Regions from separate parts of the Homo sapiens genome. Here all the other regions are linked to region 1. Evidence: chromatin contacts called from ENCODE Hi-C or POLR2A ChIA-PET data. All regions are on one chromosome and are shown on one strand. Each heading gives the region's core, a stretch centred on a gene start or an enhancer-like site at or near the end of the contact. The rest is flanking DNA. Distances are from core to core; before and after follow the strand shown. Region 1 overlaps EZR (ezrin). Region 2 has its middle 61 kb from the start of TAGAP-AS1. Region 3 holds the start of SYTL3 (synaptotagmin like 3).

Region 1 (4,977 bases), core at 941-3,440:
GGCATGTATTAGAGATGGGAAAACCAGCCCCAAGTCAAATATCTCAATAACAAATGCAGCTCCAGCTACATACACAGAAGCCAACAATGACATAACACACTAAAACTAAAGTGGAGGGGCGTTTGCTCACAAATGCAGAACCCTGGATATGCCACCTTTCTTTCTCTGCTATCTACTGGTTCAGAAGTGGGAACCCCAAGTACAATTAGAACTGAAGGCCACTGTCTGGTTAGGACAAAGACAAATGACCAGAGTCCATGCACACGAGATTTCAGACTCCATTTTTTTTTTTTTTTTTTTTGAGACAGAGTCTTTCTCTGTCGCCCAGGCTGGAGTGCAGTGGTGTGATCTTGGCTCACTGCAAGCTCCGCCTCCCAGGTTCCTGCCATTCTCCTGCCTTAGCCTCCCGAGTAGCTGGGACTACAGGTGCCCGCCACAACACCCAGCTAATTTTTTGTATTTTTAGTAGAGACAGGGTTTCACCGTGTTAGCCAGGATGGTCTCAATCTCCTGATCTTGTCATCTGCCTGCCTCGGCCTCCCAAAGTGCTGGGATTACAGGCGTGAGCCACCGCGCCCGGCCCAGACTCCAAATTCTAAACCTGAGTCTCTTCTAAGTTTGAAGACAGTGTGAAAATGACATCTCCTGAAACCAAAGCTAATAATTAACATTAAAAAGATATTAAGCATTTTGCAAACTGACTAGCAGGAATTTAGAATAACTTATTTTTGGTTCTGAAACAGTTTCATATCTGACTGAAAGTTCACACAACCCTTTTAAAAAGCAATTAACTTGTTTTCTTTTTTTGAGATGGAGTCTCCTCTGTCGCCCAGGTTGGAGTGCAGTGGCATCATCTCAGCACTGCAACCTCTGCCTCCTGGGTTCAAACGATTCTCCTGCCTCGGCCTCCCAAGCAGCTGGGATTACAGATGCCAGCCACTACACCCAGCTAAATTTTGTAATTTTAGTAGAGACAGGGTTTCACCATGTTGGCCAGGCTGGTCTCAAACTCCTGACTGTGCCTGGCCTGAAAAAGCAAGTAACTTGTAAAACGGATACTTTTACTGAGGTTGGTTTTAACAACCCAGTAGCGTGTAGAAAGTGAACTTAAAAATTGGCTGGGCACAGTGGCTCACGTAATCCCAGCACTTTGGGAGGCCGAGGAGGGCAGATCACGAGGTCAGGAGATGGAGATCATCCTGGCTAACACGATGAAACCCCATCTCTACTAAAAATAGAAAAGATTATCCAGGTGTGCGGGCGCCTGTAGTCACAGCTACTCGGGAGGCTGAGGCAGGAGAATGGCATCAACCCGGGAGGTGGAGCTTGCAGTGAGCCAAGATCGGGCCACTGCACTCCAGCCTGGGCAACAGGGCAAGACTCCATCTCAAAAAAAAAAAAAAGTAAGCTACTGAGAAGTTCTGCATGAGTCAACAAATCTACACCTCCTAACAAAAGGACTTCATCTGAGCACCAGCAGCTCCAACACAATGCCAACTCTTAGCTGGTCCGATCATTCCACAAAATTTTTTACCTATGCTCCAACACCCATGGGCAATCATTCCCTATGGTACGCAACCTCAAACAATTATTGCAAGTCTAAAGATCAGGGAGGCCAGGCCCATTGGCTCATGCCTGTAATCCCAGCACTGTGGGAAACCAAGGCAGGCAGATCACTTGAGTCCAGGAATTTGAGACCAGCCTGGGCAACAAGTCAAGACCCCATCTCTCTACAAAAAATCATTCAGGCTGGAGTGCAGTGAGCTATGATCGAGCCACTGCACTCCAGCCTGAATGAAAGAGTGAGATCCTCTTTTAAAAAAATAAAAATGATGATCAGGGAGTTGTTCTGGCACTGCAGTAATAAAACTAGGACCAGCAATAGGAATCCATTGGCCCTGTTAAAAGGAATAATTTCCAGTTCTGATTTGGGGACACACCAGAACCTTAAGAACCCCTTCTTAGAATCACAGTTTTAATATATATATATATTCATACATAGGGCAGGCTCTACAATCTGTATCTTTACATAGAGATTGAAGAGAAGATACTCAAAATCTAAACAGGTAAATGAATACTATGTTAATGAGCTGCTTTAAGTTAAAGGGCATGTCTGTTACTTGATTAGTCATTACCCTACTAGTGTTTCCCACTGGGGGTGCTCTTGTCATTCTGGACAGCACAAGTATTCATTCTGCAAGACTATCCCAAGCACTCAGGAACGTTTAGCATCCTTAAGCCATCCAATGACTGAGTGTCCCCAGTCACTGGAACATCTAAAAGCAACCCCATCCACACACACATTTCCAAATGCTCTATGGGGAAAAGGGAGGAGATCCTCCCCAGATTAAGTACCACAGCATGGCACTGCCTTACCCTACTGCATGATAAACAGTTCCATGTTTAGAAAGGCCAATTATTTTCAATGTTATAGATAAAATAATGTGCTACAATACAGCATAAGCTTTCACCAAAATTTAAAATGAGACATTCACTGAGATGACAGGACCATTTACATACATACTTTGTCTACTTATCCAAGGGCTTGGGGAAAAAAAACAGACTTTGGGGCCACATGCAGTGGTTCACGCCTGTAATCCCAGCACTTTGGGAGGCCAAGGTGGGTGGCTCACTAGAGGTCAGGCGTTCGAGACCGGCCTGGCCAACACAGTGAAGCCCCGTCTCTACTAAAAATACAAAAATTAGCCGGGCGTGGTACCACGTGCCCATACATAGTCCCAGCTTCTTGGGAGGCTGAGGCAGGAGAATTGCTTGAACCTGGGAGGCGGAGCTTGCAGTGAGCAAGATCGCGCCACTGCACTCCAGCCTGGGTGATACAGCGAAGACTCAAAACCACCACAACCACCACCAGCACTACCACCAGCACCAGCACCAGCACCACCACCACCAGGCTTTGGCAATTGAGAAAACACATCTAAATCCCAACTTTCCATTTTATTATCAGGGTGTTAGGTTTCCCTCATCAGCAACTGTTTTTAGTGAACTCAACATATTTGAATGCCAACTGGTTCTTGTATCTTCAATAATGCCAGAGGAATAAGATGGTACTGGGACTGTATGATTCTGATACACACAAGGATTGTCCCATAAAAAACTCAAGTCCATGGGCTTAAACACACCACCACACATATCCAAACTATGTGCAGACTGGAGAAAAAGAGCGCGTGGTCTGCAGTTTTTATTGTCTTAGTAATTCCCCTCAGATTACACAGTTATCAAAAACGGTGTTCAGTGAAGGCAACGCAATCACGTGTAGTACAGGTGTGTGTATAGTAAGCAGTTAGTCATCCAAGATCTACCCAAAAAAGGGCAATATTTCTCCCAGGCTTGCCAAAATATTAAAAACTTTTAAAAGTTATGCTTAGCTTGGGGGTGTTGGTGGTGATTTAAGTTTAACTTTACTCCTGTACCACTACCAAGACAAAAAGAACCATGTGGTTGACGGTACAGATGAAGCTAATGAAAAACCAATACTGTTTATACTCTCCCTTTGCTTAATAATCTACTCTTTAAAAAAGTCTAGGCCAGGCGCAGTGGCTCACACCTGTAATCACAGCACTCTGGGGGGCCAAGGCAGGCAGATCACTTGATGTCAGGAGTTCAAGACCAGCGCTGGCCAACATGGTAAAACCCCATCTCTACTAAAAATATAAAAATTAGCCAAATGTGGTGGCACACACCTGTAATCCCAGCTACTCAGGAGGCTGAGGAGAGAGAATCGCTTGAACCTGGGAGGCGGAGGTTGCAATGAGCCAAGATCACGCCACTGCACTCCAGCCTAGGTGACAGGGTGAGACTCCATCGCAAAAAATAAATAAATAAATAAATAAATAATTCTATTTGTTGGCCAAATATAATGGCTCAGGCCTGTAATCGCAGGACTTTGGGGAGCCAAGGCAGGAGGATCTCAAGGCGAGGAGTTTGAGACTACCCTGGGCAACATAGCAAGAACCCATCTCTAACTTTTAAAAACGTAAAAAAAAAAATTGTATTTGTGTTATTACAGGTTAGCTCAGCTCGAACTTACTATACTACAGGATGAACCACAATAGCTTTATTCTTCTAATGTTCCATGGCCACAGACTACAGGACCAACCCCTGCTAGTGGGCACCTAACATGTTCATTCGATCCACAAATACCAATTAACTACTGCAAGGTGTGCCAGGCACCTCGATGGGCACTGTGAGTACAGAGAGGCATTAGCCCTTCCTATCCCCGAGTGGCTTACACATTAATGAAGATGGGTGTGCCTCAGTGATCACACACCACAGTGCTTCCCACATCAGCCTCACCATCAGAATCCCCACAGAAGCTTTTCAAACACCCGCAGCCCAGGAAGCTGTCACTTCCACAAGTGATTTTGAGGAGGCCAAATTTGGGAATCACTGGAAGGCAAGAGACGGGAGACAGAGGGCCTGGGTTTGAGAGCTAGCTCTGTAATCTGAGGACCCCTAGCTGATGACTTCCTGCCACTGGGCCTCTACCTGATCTGCAGGTAGAGTTTGGACTAGATGGCTTGAGGCCTTTTCCCACTCTGAAATGCTAGGTTCAAAGCCCACAGGCCAGGTGTGACACAGCCAGTGCCATCGGACAGTAGAGGTGTAAGTACCCCCTGAAGGGTCTCCCTCCTTAGGGGACACATGCCAATGGAACCAGAGGTCCAATAAATACTCTCTGACCACTAGGAGAAAAGTAACCCACTAGAATGCTATTCAAGGCCAGCAAGTAGAGTGTTTTCACGGAGAAGGGACAACACACCTGTGTTCACTTTCCCAAGAAGGAAAGTACCCCTCCAGGCAGACACACGACAGCACAGGTGTTACCACTCCAATGCAACCGACATGCAAGGTGTTAAACCCCAAGCTGCTTTATTTTTAAATAAACTCAGTAACAATTCGCCTTATTAAAACAAAATAAACCCAACATCCTCTTTGCTCATTCCCTGGAGCACCTGA
Region 2 (4,977 bases), core at 1,835-4,334, 150 kb after region 1:
AGGCAGGAGAATCACTTGAACCAGGGAGGCAGAGGTTGCAATGAGCCGAGATTGCACTACTGCCCTCCAGCCTGGGCAACAGAGTGAGATCGTCTGAAAAACAAACAAACAAACAAAAAAAACCCAAAAAAACAGGTCAGGTACAGTGGCTCACTCTTGTAATCCCAGCACTGTGGGAGGCTGAAGCAGGCGGATCACCTGAGGTCCGGAGTTTGAGACCAGCCTGGCCAATATGGCGAAACCCTGTCTCTACTAAAAATAAAAAAAAATTAGCCAGGTGTGGTGGCACATGCCTGTAATCCCAGCTACTCAGGAGGCTGAGGCAGGAAAATTGCTTGAACTGGGAGACGGAGGTTGCAGTGAGCCGAGATTGCACCACTGCACTCCAGCCTTAGCGACAGAGCGAGACTCCATCTCAAAAAAAAAAAAAAAAAAAAAAAAAAATCCGATTTCATTCTGGTCAACCAAATTTGACCAGAATGGGAAATCACATTTGAGCTATAGCTATAGTATTCTTTCAGCTCTCCAAAGGGAATCACTAAACCATTTCTGTCTGGGAAGATAATAGCAGGAGGTAGAGAGACGATCATTAAATGACTATTGAAGCTCTTATTACAACCAACCATGATGTCACTCTCTCCCCGTAGATTTCTGCATTCATTGCATTTCATGTTTTTTAGCTTCAGAGTAATCTGGTTGTAATTGCTAAGGTTGTCTGGGTTTCAGGTATCAGAAACCAACTCTGTAATTATTTTGAATGAAAAGGGAATTTACTGGAAGTTGGCCCAAGCATTTCAAGGCATTTGAACAACTGCACTTTGAAAAGGGCAGGACCTAGGAAGGCACTAGAAACCTGGACAATTGTGGGTCTTTAGTGTGCTGCTGTTAATGTGACTTGTCAACAATTGCCAGTCTGTTTCTTCCTTTCCGTCTTCAAAATCCCAGCTTCCTCTGTGAGGGAATGTGACTTGTTTACCTTGGGTCACTTGTCCTCTTGCAGACCTGTCAGCCCTGGGGGCACAGGATTTCATGGCTGCAACATGCTTGTTGACTGGGGCGGGGAAGTTATGGGTTTATCCTCTTCATTCTCTCCCTGGACACTAGTCACACTCATAGTTTCTGCTTTCCCTTCATTTAACTCACATTCAAATTTTTATTTCTGGCTGGGCACGGTGGCTCATGCCTGTAATTGCAGCACTTTGGGAGGCCAAGGCGAGCAGATTGCTTGAGCCCAGGAGTTCAAGACCAGCCTGGGAAACATGGTGAAACCCCGTCTCTACAAAAAATACAAAATGTAACCAGCCATGGTGGTGTAGGCCTGTAGTCCCAGCTAGGGAGGCTGAGGTAGGAGAATCACCAGAGCCTGGGGAGGTTGAAGCTGCAGTGAGCTGTGATCATGCTGCTGCACTCCATCCTGGGTGACAGAGCCAGATCCTGTCTCAAAAACAAACAAAACAAACAAGCAAACAAACAAACACTTAATTTCTAGCCATTGCCTTCCTTCCAAGTTTGAAGCCCTCGCCTTTGACCCCCGGCTTTGCGTTTCTATCTGGATGTTCCACCTGATCCAGACTCAGTTTCCCCCCGTATCCCTCCCTTGCCTCAGCCACAGTGCGCATCTGCTGTATGGTGGTTATTGAGGATATCAAAGTGGATAAAATGTCCCTACTATGCTCTAGTGGCGCAGACAGGCAAGTCAGACAGAGGAGGTATTGGTTCTTGCTGGGGCCTTTTGAGTTAGACCTGAGGAGAGGTGGAAGGACTCTCTGAGCAGAGGCCCCTGCGGATGAGCCCATCACAGACAGGGCACCTGTTGGGAGGTGGCCCAGAGGAAGCTGGGAGGGCAGGTGGGGGCCCAGGTCAGCACAGTAGTAGAGGATCAGAGCCACGTGGCGGGGAGCAGCTCCTGCAGGCTTCCGGGGCAGTGAAGTCCCAGCTGAGACTGTGGCCAGCGGGAGTCGGCAGGTGAAAAGGAGGGAGGAAGGTAGGGAGAGCAGCAGGCGCAGAAACTAGTGCCCCTCACATTTAGTCCGCACTGGAAACCAAGTTCAACGTTCTCCGTGGACAGGATTCCGCACAAGTAGTCAATTTTCTGTTCTGAGACTGGCTTCGTTTCTGTCTCTCTCTTCTCTGATTCCAGCTCCTATTTGAGTGCTTGTGCATAATCAGAGTTTGATTATTTTAAAGCATTCTTTTTCCACTCTAAGTACATAATCATTGTAGAAAATCTGAAAGCAGAGGAACCCCTTAGAGGGCGAAATCACAGTCAGCCTTCAAACTCAAAGACACGGTAGGTACTTGGCACTGTCTTTCATTTCCTCCTGTGCTGTGATCTGCTCTGATGAGTGTGACTATACCAAATCCAGGACTGCGCCACGCCTCCTAAACTCCGACTCCTGGACGACACTGCAGCTTCCTCCGCTGCCTTGGGGACACGCCCCACTCGCTGTCAAAGCGCCCTGGAGTCTCCTCGCATCTCCCTTCCCTGGGCTCCACCCTTGGGGGCCCCCGGCTGTGGCTCCCACTCTGGGCCTCAGCTCCCGGGAACCCAACCCACTCCCTTTCGCTCCTCGGCCTTCTCCTGCCGCCTTCTCTGGAAGGCTCCCTCATCCTCTGTCGTAGTCCAGGGCTCCCTCCTAGACCTGCGGCCCCGGCACTGCGGCCATTCCTTGGTGCCCCGCCCGCCCTCCACCACCGAGCACGTCCTGCTTTTCTCCTGGGCTTCCTGGTGTCCACCAGGAGTTGAACTTCCTCTCTGTGTCCCCCTTGCCTGGCTCAGTGTCTGGGACAAGCTCTGTGCTCCTCTGCCCTACGTCCTTCCCATGGCCCACTGTCCCGAGCCCTCTGTCCTGTGGCTTGCTGTCCCGAGGCCCTTTCTCCTGTTCTCTGGCGGTGTGGCAATCTGTGTTCCCTTGGATGCATCTGTCCCTACCTCCGGGGCTCGACAGTCCCCTCTGCCTGGGAAACTCTTGCGGGCTGTCTGCATGGCTCCCGCCCCTTTTCAGGAGGTCCGCTGACTGCTCTCCTTACTGTTCCCTACCTGCCCCCAGCAGCTAGCAGGCCGTCGGTCCCTCATAAAATGTGTTGCTGACCTCGCACCCAGTACGCAGTGAACACGGGCGGGGAACGTCCGCGCAGGGGCGGGCACACCCTCATTAAATGCAGCCCCAGCACTCCCACCTGGGTCAGCCTCCGGGCGACTCCGGGCTGCTGCAGCGCCACCGGCGCGCTTTCTGCCCACTGCTGCCCACTGCCTTCCTCTTTCAGTTGGGTCACAGATCGCTACACCGTTCCCATCGCCCTCCTGCTCGAACAGTTCCTTCTCTTTCCTGGCAGTGAGACCTCAAACGCTCCGGCGTGGGACTAAGGCCTCCGCCATCATTTCCCCGAGTTCCCTGCCTTTGACAATTCATCAAATAGCGCTAGCTCTTTTTGTGTCTTAAATGTAAGCGGTAATGAGTAAAATCAGTGTCTCCCTGACTAGTGCTCCAAATGCTAATGGTGACAAAGGCAATCAGGTGTCACCTGAAGTAACACTTGTAACATCAAGTAACATCTGAATTCTGTTGGGCAAGGCCTTTATCATGAAGTTGTCATTATGAGAAAATAAATGAGACTAGCTTCCTGTTAGAAAGCACACACTGGGAAAATCACAAATAGGAAATTCAAGATTAACTCTTGCTAGGGAGAATAATCATTCTAATAATCATATATATATATATATATATATATATATATATATATATATATATTTTTTTTTTTTTTTTTTTTTTTTTTTTTTTTTTAGATGGAGTTTCGCTCTTATTGCCCAGGCTGGAGTGCAATGGCACTATCTCGGGCGATGTCCGCTCACGGCAACCTCCGCCTCCCGGGTTCAAGCGATTCTCCTGTCTCAAACTCCCGAGTAGCTGGGATTGCAGACATGGCCACCACGCCTGGCTAATTTTGTATTTTTAGCAGAGACGGGGTTTCTCCATGTTGATCAGGCTGGTCTCGAACTCCTGACCTCAGGTGATCCACTCGCCTCAGCCTCCCAAAGTGCTGGGATTATAGGCGTGAGCCACCGCGCCCGGCCAATAACACATATTTTTAAAGGCAAAGCTTCCCATGGTACTGATAAACCAAGAAAGATAACTGGATGAGGTGGATAGCATGGGTCTCATATACAAGGAGAACTGCATTTTCCTAAAGGGAACATCCCCAAGAGTGTTTTTGTCTTTTGATTCAAATTGAAAAGACACATATTTGATCTTTATTGTATGAGGGGTTTTATAAGGTCACAAATATAAGATTTTGTGTCACAAATATGCATTTTTGTCTTGGGTTTCATATTTGGACAGAAAAATATCACCTTATATTTGGGCAAATGTAACAAATGTCTCCTTCTGAAATAATGGATTTAGAAATCTTGGATTTCTATGATTTGAATTAAGATGATTAAAAGTTACAGAATTGGCTGGGTGTGGTGGCTCATGCTTGTAATCCCAGCACTTTGGGAGGCCGAGGCCGGCAGATCACCTGAGGTCAGGAGTTCGAGATCAGCCTGGCCAATATGGAGAAATCCCATCTCTACTAAAAAATGCAAAAAATTGCCAGGCGTGGTGGTGCATGCCTGTAATCCCAGCTACTCAGGAGGCTGAGGCAGGAGAATTACTTGAACTCAGGAGGTGGAGGTTGCAGTGAGTTGAGATCACACCACTGCATTTCAGCCTGGGCGACAGAATGAGACCCTGTCTCAAGAAAAAAAGAAAGTCTACAGAATTGTTCAGGATCCCCACATAAAGATGAGTTTCCCTGGACAGAGATGAGGTTAGGACACTGGAAGGCTATGTGCAGACTGGAGGGACCAGATGGGCGGAGGACAGGGCTGAGCAAGGTTGGTCCCAGGACCAGCCTCAGTGGCAATTTCCATGGCAGGGCTGCTGCCTTCCTGTAAATAACCCAAGGATATTTACATACACATCCTCCAGGATGTGT
Region 3 (4,977 bases), core at 1,074-3,573, 140 kb before region 1:
ACTGCTCATGAATCTTTGGCATTCTGCCATATTTTAGAATAATGTTTAGTTTCTATGCAGTAAGTCAGTGGAGTGAATCTTAGGTTTGTTTTTCAATTTGGAGGTTAGTGATAGGTTGGCAGGTTTGCGTGCAATCACCTTTCTTTTCTGGAGTCAAATTTCTTGAATACAGACTGTGGGACTGGAGCTGCCAATACCTTTATTTAGCAAGTGTGGGCCTAATAATCATAGCAATCAATGAACTGTCACATCAATAAATAACATCAATAATATCCAGCAGTGGCTGGGCGCAGTGGCTCACACCTGTAATCCCAGTACTTTGGGAGGCTGAGGTGGGCAGATCACCAGAGGTCGGGAGTTCGAGACTAGCCTGACCAACATGGAGAAACCCTATCTCTACTAAAAATACAAAATTAGCCAGGCATGGTGGTGCATGCTTGTAATCCCAGCTACTTGGGAGGCTGAGGCAGGAGAATCGCTTGAACCCAGGAGGCAGAGATTGCGGTGAGCTGAGATAGCGCCATTGCACTCCAGCCCGGGTAACAAGAGCGAAACTCCGTCTCAAAAAATAAAATAATAGGCCAGGCGTGGTGGCTCACGCCTGTAATCCCAGCACTTTGGGAGGCCGAGGCGGGCGGATCACGAGGTCAGGAGATCGAGACCATCCTGGCTAACACGGTGAAACCCTGTATCTACTAAAAATACAAAAAATTAGCTGGGTGCGGTGGTGGGCGCCTGTAGTCCCAGCTACTCGGGAGGCTGAGGCAGGAGAATAGCGTGAACCCGGGAGGCGGAGCTTGCAGTGAGCCGAGATCGCGCCACTGCAGTCCCGACTGGGTGAAAGAGCGAGACTCGGTCTCAAAAAAAAAAAAAAAAAAATAATAATAATAATAATATCCAGCAGTGTTGTTCTGCTATAATCTGCAGCCCTTCATAGTCCAAATGCCATCCTGTGGATTTTCCATTTTTTCCTTTCTTCCCCTGTGCCAAGAAGTGTGTTACTATGAGATCATGCTGAGTCAAAATAATAGTAACAGAAGAAGACGATGAGGACGAGGGTGCTGTTGAAACACTCATGGCTGAGGAATTTAATGTTGTAAAGGAAAAGAAACTCTGGCTGACACATATCTAAAGTGAGAGTCCTGTGCTGAGAAAAGCTAAAGAGATTAGCTAAGAAGTGCCTATATTTAGATCTGCTATTGAGCTGGGAAGCGGAGGCACAGTTGTGCTGAAATACCTCTGTACCCCATGAAACAGTGGCTGCTCTGAGCTTCTTGGGTCCCTCTTCCTCTCAATCCTGGTGACTGCAGCCCCTTCCCTGGGACCTCATCCCCAAGATCCAATAACTAAAGGATAACTCGTGGTATAGCAGGGCCTCCGCTGGCATTTGTTCCAATGGGTAAATATTCATGCTATAGTAGTTATTAAATAGTTTGGTGCTCAGTTCTGTGTTTGTGAAAACACTACACACTACATCAGCAGAATAGGCTAGGTTAGCTGCAGAAACAAATGGCCCTACACTCTCAGTGGTTGATGACAGCAAACATTTATTTGCCACTCACACTCCATGACCATCAAGGATCTTCCATGGCTCTGCTTCATGTCTTCTCCATGCTGAGACGAGGTTGCTGGAGCAGCCTGTGTCTGGAGTCATCAAGGGAAAGAGAAGGGAAAGAGAATGAATGGTGGCCCCAGTACTGGCTCGGTAGGTGCCAAGCCTACGTGGCACGTGGCACCTTTGCACACACTTCATTGTCTTATTGCTCTCCAGAGCAAGTCCTTGGCCATGCCTGAGTTAGCAGGGCAGGGACACTTCACGGTGCTGAGTAATACTACCTAGTACACGCACAGCATTTTGAAGGTTCCCCTTGGTGATTTCATTACAATCTTCATCGCTCTTGGCCTGGCTGTCCCCCTTTCTTGTAAATTATTCTTGAGTTAATAGCTGTTCTTTGAGATGTGGTTAGTCATTTACACTGAAGTCAATGTGAAACCCTTCACAAATGTGAGAACATTTGAATATTTGAAGGCTGTAGTCTCTGTAGGGAGTTTCCTTAGGAAGGGTGAAACATTTCACCAGCATCAGCCTGGTCTTTCCTCCAGCTAAAAATGTAAAATGTTGGCATAGAAGAGCTCCTTGATGTGGTTTTGGGGTGGCTTTGCTCCCTGGGTCCCTAGTGATGTGGGAGTAGCCACCGAGGCATGTAAGGCTGGCCACACAGGGTGCACTGCGTCAGCCTGTGCCCGACAGGAAGGGAAGAGAAATACGTCAGTTACTCTAACAAGAAGAATTGACTTCCTTCTCTGCAGAGCCGGCTCTGGTCTCTTCTCTTGAAGCAGATGCGAAGGTAGGATGAGAAGGCATGGCTGGCCGTTGCAGCAGGTCGTTTTAGGAGTGGGGGAGTGGGGTGGGTAGAGATTATAGTTATTGTAACTTTTCTTAAATTTATGACATTGAAAAGGTAGGAAACAAAACATAATAAATTAGATAAAAGATATCTTGTAATTTTATTGAATAACATACATTTAACATTTGAGATAATAATGATTTAAGTGATATGGTGGAAGTGACTTCAGAGTTAATTAAAAACCAAAACAAAACAGAAAAACACTATCCAAAAGCTATATGGTGTGATTTTTTTTTTTAAAGGGTAGAGTGTCATTTGCTTTCTTCTTTGGTTTGCAAATTCTTATACTTACAGTTTATTACTATTTTGCTCTCTCTGAATCGACTTTATTGTTTTGATCATCCGTAATTTCTCGTTTGGAGGTGGAACATAAATATCATTTTGGAATTATAAAAAAGTTAGCTAGGGTCTAATTTAAATTTCTTTTAATTAAGCTTCCTTAATCTCTAAATTGCTTGGTAAGAAAGAGACTATGAGAGGAAAGTGCACATTAGATATTAAAGATTTATTAAATTAGAATTGGGCTGGGTGCGGTGGCTCACGCCTGTAATCCCAGTACTTTGGGAGGCCAAGGTGGGTAGATCCCTTGAGATCAGGAATTTGAGACCAGCCTGGCCAACATGATGAAACCCCATCTCTAAAAAAAAAAAAAAAATACAAAAATTAGCTGGGTGTGGTGGCAGGCACCTGTAATCCCAGCTGCCCAGGAGGCTGAGGCACGAGAATCACTTGAACCTGGGAGGCGGAGGTGGCAGTGAGCCAAGATCCTGCCACTGCAATCCAGCCTGGGCAACAGAGTAAGACTCCGTCTCAAAAAAAGAAAAAAAGAAATTAGAATTGGTGTAGAAAAGATTATTTAGCCAAGATAGTTGGAGATTCTAACTTAGCTGCTTTGCCTAAATGAAGCATAAGGTTTTGGAGTTAAACAGACCCAGTTTAGAGTGTGAGTTTAGGTAAGTTACTTAATCACTCCAAGACTCACTCTCCTCATCTGTAGAATGGGTACATTTACTTCATAATGTGGCAATAAGGATTAGTAGAGATAATGTATGCAAAGTACTTAAACTATCTGGTTCAGAGTAAGAGCTAAATAAATAGTAGCTGTTGGCACAACAGAAAGCATAACAACAATTGTGAGTAGTACCTAGAAGGATATAATAATATTAATTCTCGGCCGGGTGTGATGGCTCACGCCTGTCATCTCAGCACTTTGGGAGGCCTAGGCGGATGGATCATGAGGTCAAGAGATCGAGATCATCCTGGCCAACATGGTGAAACTCTACTAAAAAATACAAAAAAATTAGCTGGGTGTGGTGGCGGGCGCCTGTAGTCCCAGCTACTCAGGAGGCTGAGGCAGGGGAATTGCTTGAACCCGGGAGGTGGAGGTTGCAGTGAGCTGAGATCGCGCCACTGCACTCCAGCCTGGTGACAGAGCGAGACTCCATCTCAAATAAATAAATAAATAAATAAATAATAATATTAATTCTCATTTCTTTGCTCTTCCATACAAAGAGGTCAAGTTTAAAGTATGAATGCCATGGCTTCCTATTTCAGTCATGAATTCCTATTTCTGATTCTAAAGTAATATTTTTTGTTGTTTTTGGGTGGTAAAAGGCTCCCCGAATGAGAAAGAATACTCGGAATCAGCGGTGAATTGCAGTGATCTTTCAGAGAAAGCGCCTGTTCAACTTTGTCCTCTCTCAGGTAGGCTTCAAGTTTTATAGATTCAAGCCCACGTGTGAGTCTTCTAATGTTTTATTTATTTATTTATTTATTTTTATGTATTTTTATTTTTTTTTATTTATTTGAGATGGAGTCTCACTCTGTTGCCCAGGCTGGAGTGCAATGGCACGATCTCGGTTCACTGCAACCCCTGCCTCCCAGGTTCAAGTGATTCTCCTGCCTCAGCCTCCCCGGTAGCTAGGATTACAGGTGCCTGCCACCATGCCCAGATAATTTTTGTATTTTTAGTATAGATGAGGTTTCACCAGGTTGGCTAGGCTGGTCTCAAACTCCTGACCTCAGGTGATCCACCCACCTCGGCCTCCCAAAGTGTTGGGATTACAGGTGTGAGCCACCGAGCCCAGCCTGTTTATTTATTTACTTATTTTATTATTATTATTTTTTGAGACAGAGTCTCACTCTGTTGCCCAGGCTAGAGTGCAGTGGCTGCAATTTCAGCTCACTGCAAGCTCTGCCTCCCGGGTTAACACCATTCTCCTGCCTCAGCCTCCGAAGTAGCTGGGACTATAGGCACCTGCCGCCACACCTGGCTAATTTTTTTGTATTTTTAGTGGAGACAGGGTTTTAACATGTTGGCCAGGATGGTCTCCATCTCCTGACTTCATGATCCACCTGCCTCGTCCTCCCAAAGTGCTGGGATTACAAGCGTGAGCCACCACGCCCGGCCTTATTTATTTTTTTGAGACAGAGTCTCGCTCTGTCACCCAGGCTGGAGTGCAATGGCGCGATCTCAGCTCACTGCAACCTCCACCTCCCAGGTTCAAACAATTCTGTCTCAGCTTCCCGAGTAGCTGGGATTACAGGTGCCCACCACCATGCCCGGCTA

Evidence for each region. A loop is a pair of places that touch in the nucleus more often than their neighbours do. ChIA-PET counts read pairs that join two places held with the same protein, here RNA polymerase II (POLR2A). Pooled maps may share reads with other maps.
Region 2: a loop to region 1 is called in a pooled map, with 2.7 times the contacts of the local background. The contact joins two enhancer-like sites. A Hi-C loop is called at or near these places in 5 of 50 pooled maps. POLR2A ChIA-PET finds 5 or more read pairs at or near these places in 7 of 52 experiments (B cell, H1, OCI-LY7 and 4 more).
Region 3: a loop to region 1 is called in a pooled map, with 5 times the contacts of the local background. The contact joins the promoter of SYTL3 here to the enhancer-like site in region 1. A Hi-C loop is called at or near these places in 17 of 37 single-sample maps with no recorded cell type and 6 of 50 pooled maps. POLR2A ChIA-PET finds 5 or more read pairs at or near these places in 6 of 52 experiments (CD8-positive, alpha-beta memory T cell, GM12878, HEK293 and 3 more).

What each region holds. Positions count from the first base shown.
Region 1 is chr6:158,791,426-158,796,402 of GRCh38, forward strand. The region is part of intron 2 of EZR (ezrin); the gene reads right to left. Among named protein-coding and RNA genes, the nearest start is that of EZR-AS1, 24 kb to the right of the region's middle. Within about 2 kb of position 2,191, at least 4 of the 41 ENCODE cell types and tissues checked have a DNase peak (open chromatin) inside an H3K27ac peak, as active enhancers do.
Region 2 is chr6:158,936,532-158,941,508 of GRCh38, forward strand. No RefSeq gene overlaps it. Among named protein-coding and RNA genes, the nearest start is that of TAGAP-AS1, 61 kb to the right of the region's middle. Within about 2 kb of position 3,085, at least 2 of the 41 ENCODE cell types and tissues checked have a DNase peak (open chromatin) inside an H3K27ac peak, as active enhancers do.
Region 3 is chr6:158,647,731-158,652,707 of GRCh38, forward strand. It overlaps SYTL3 (synaptotagmin like 3), which reads left to right and starts at 2,324. Exons shown (of 18, transcript NM_001242394.2): 1 at 2,324-2,348; 2 at 4,023-4,112.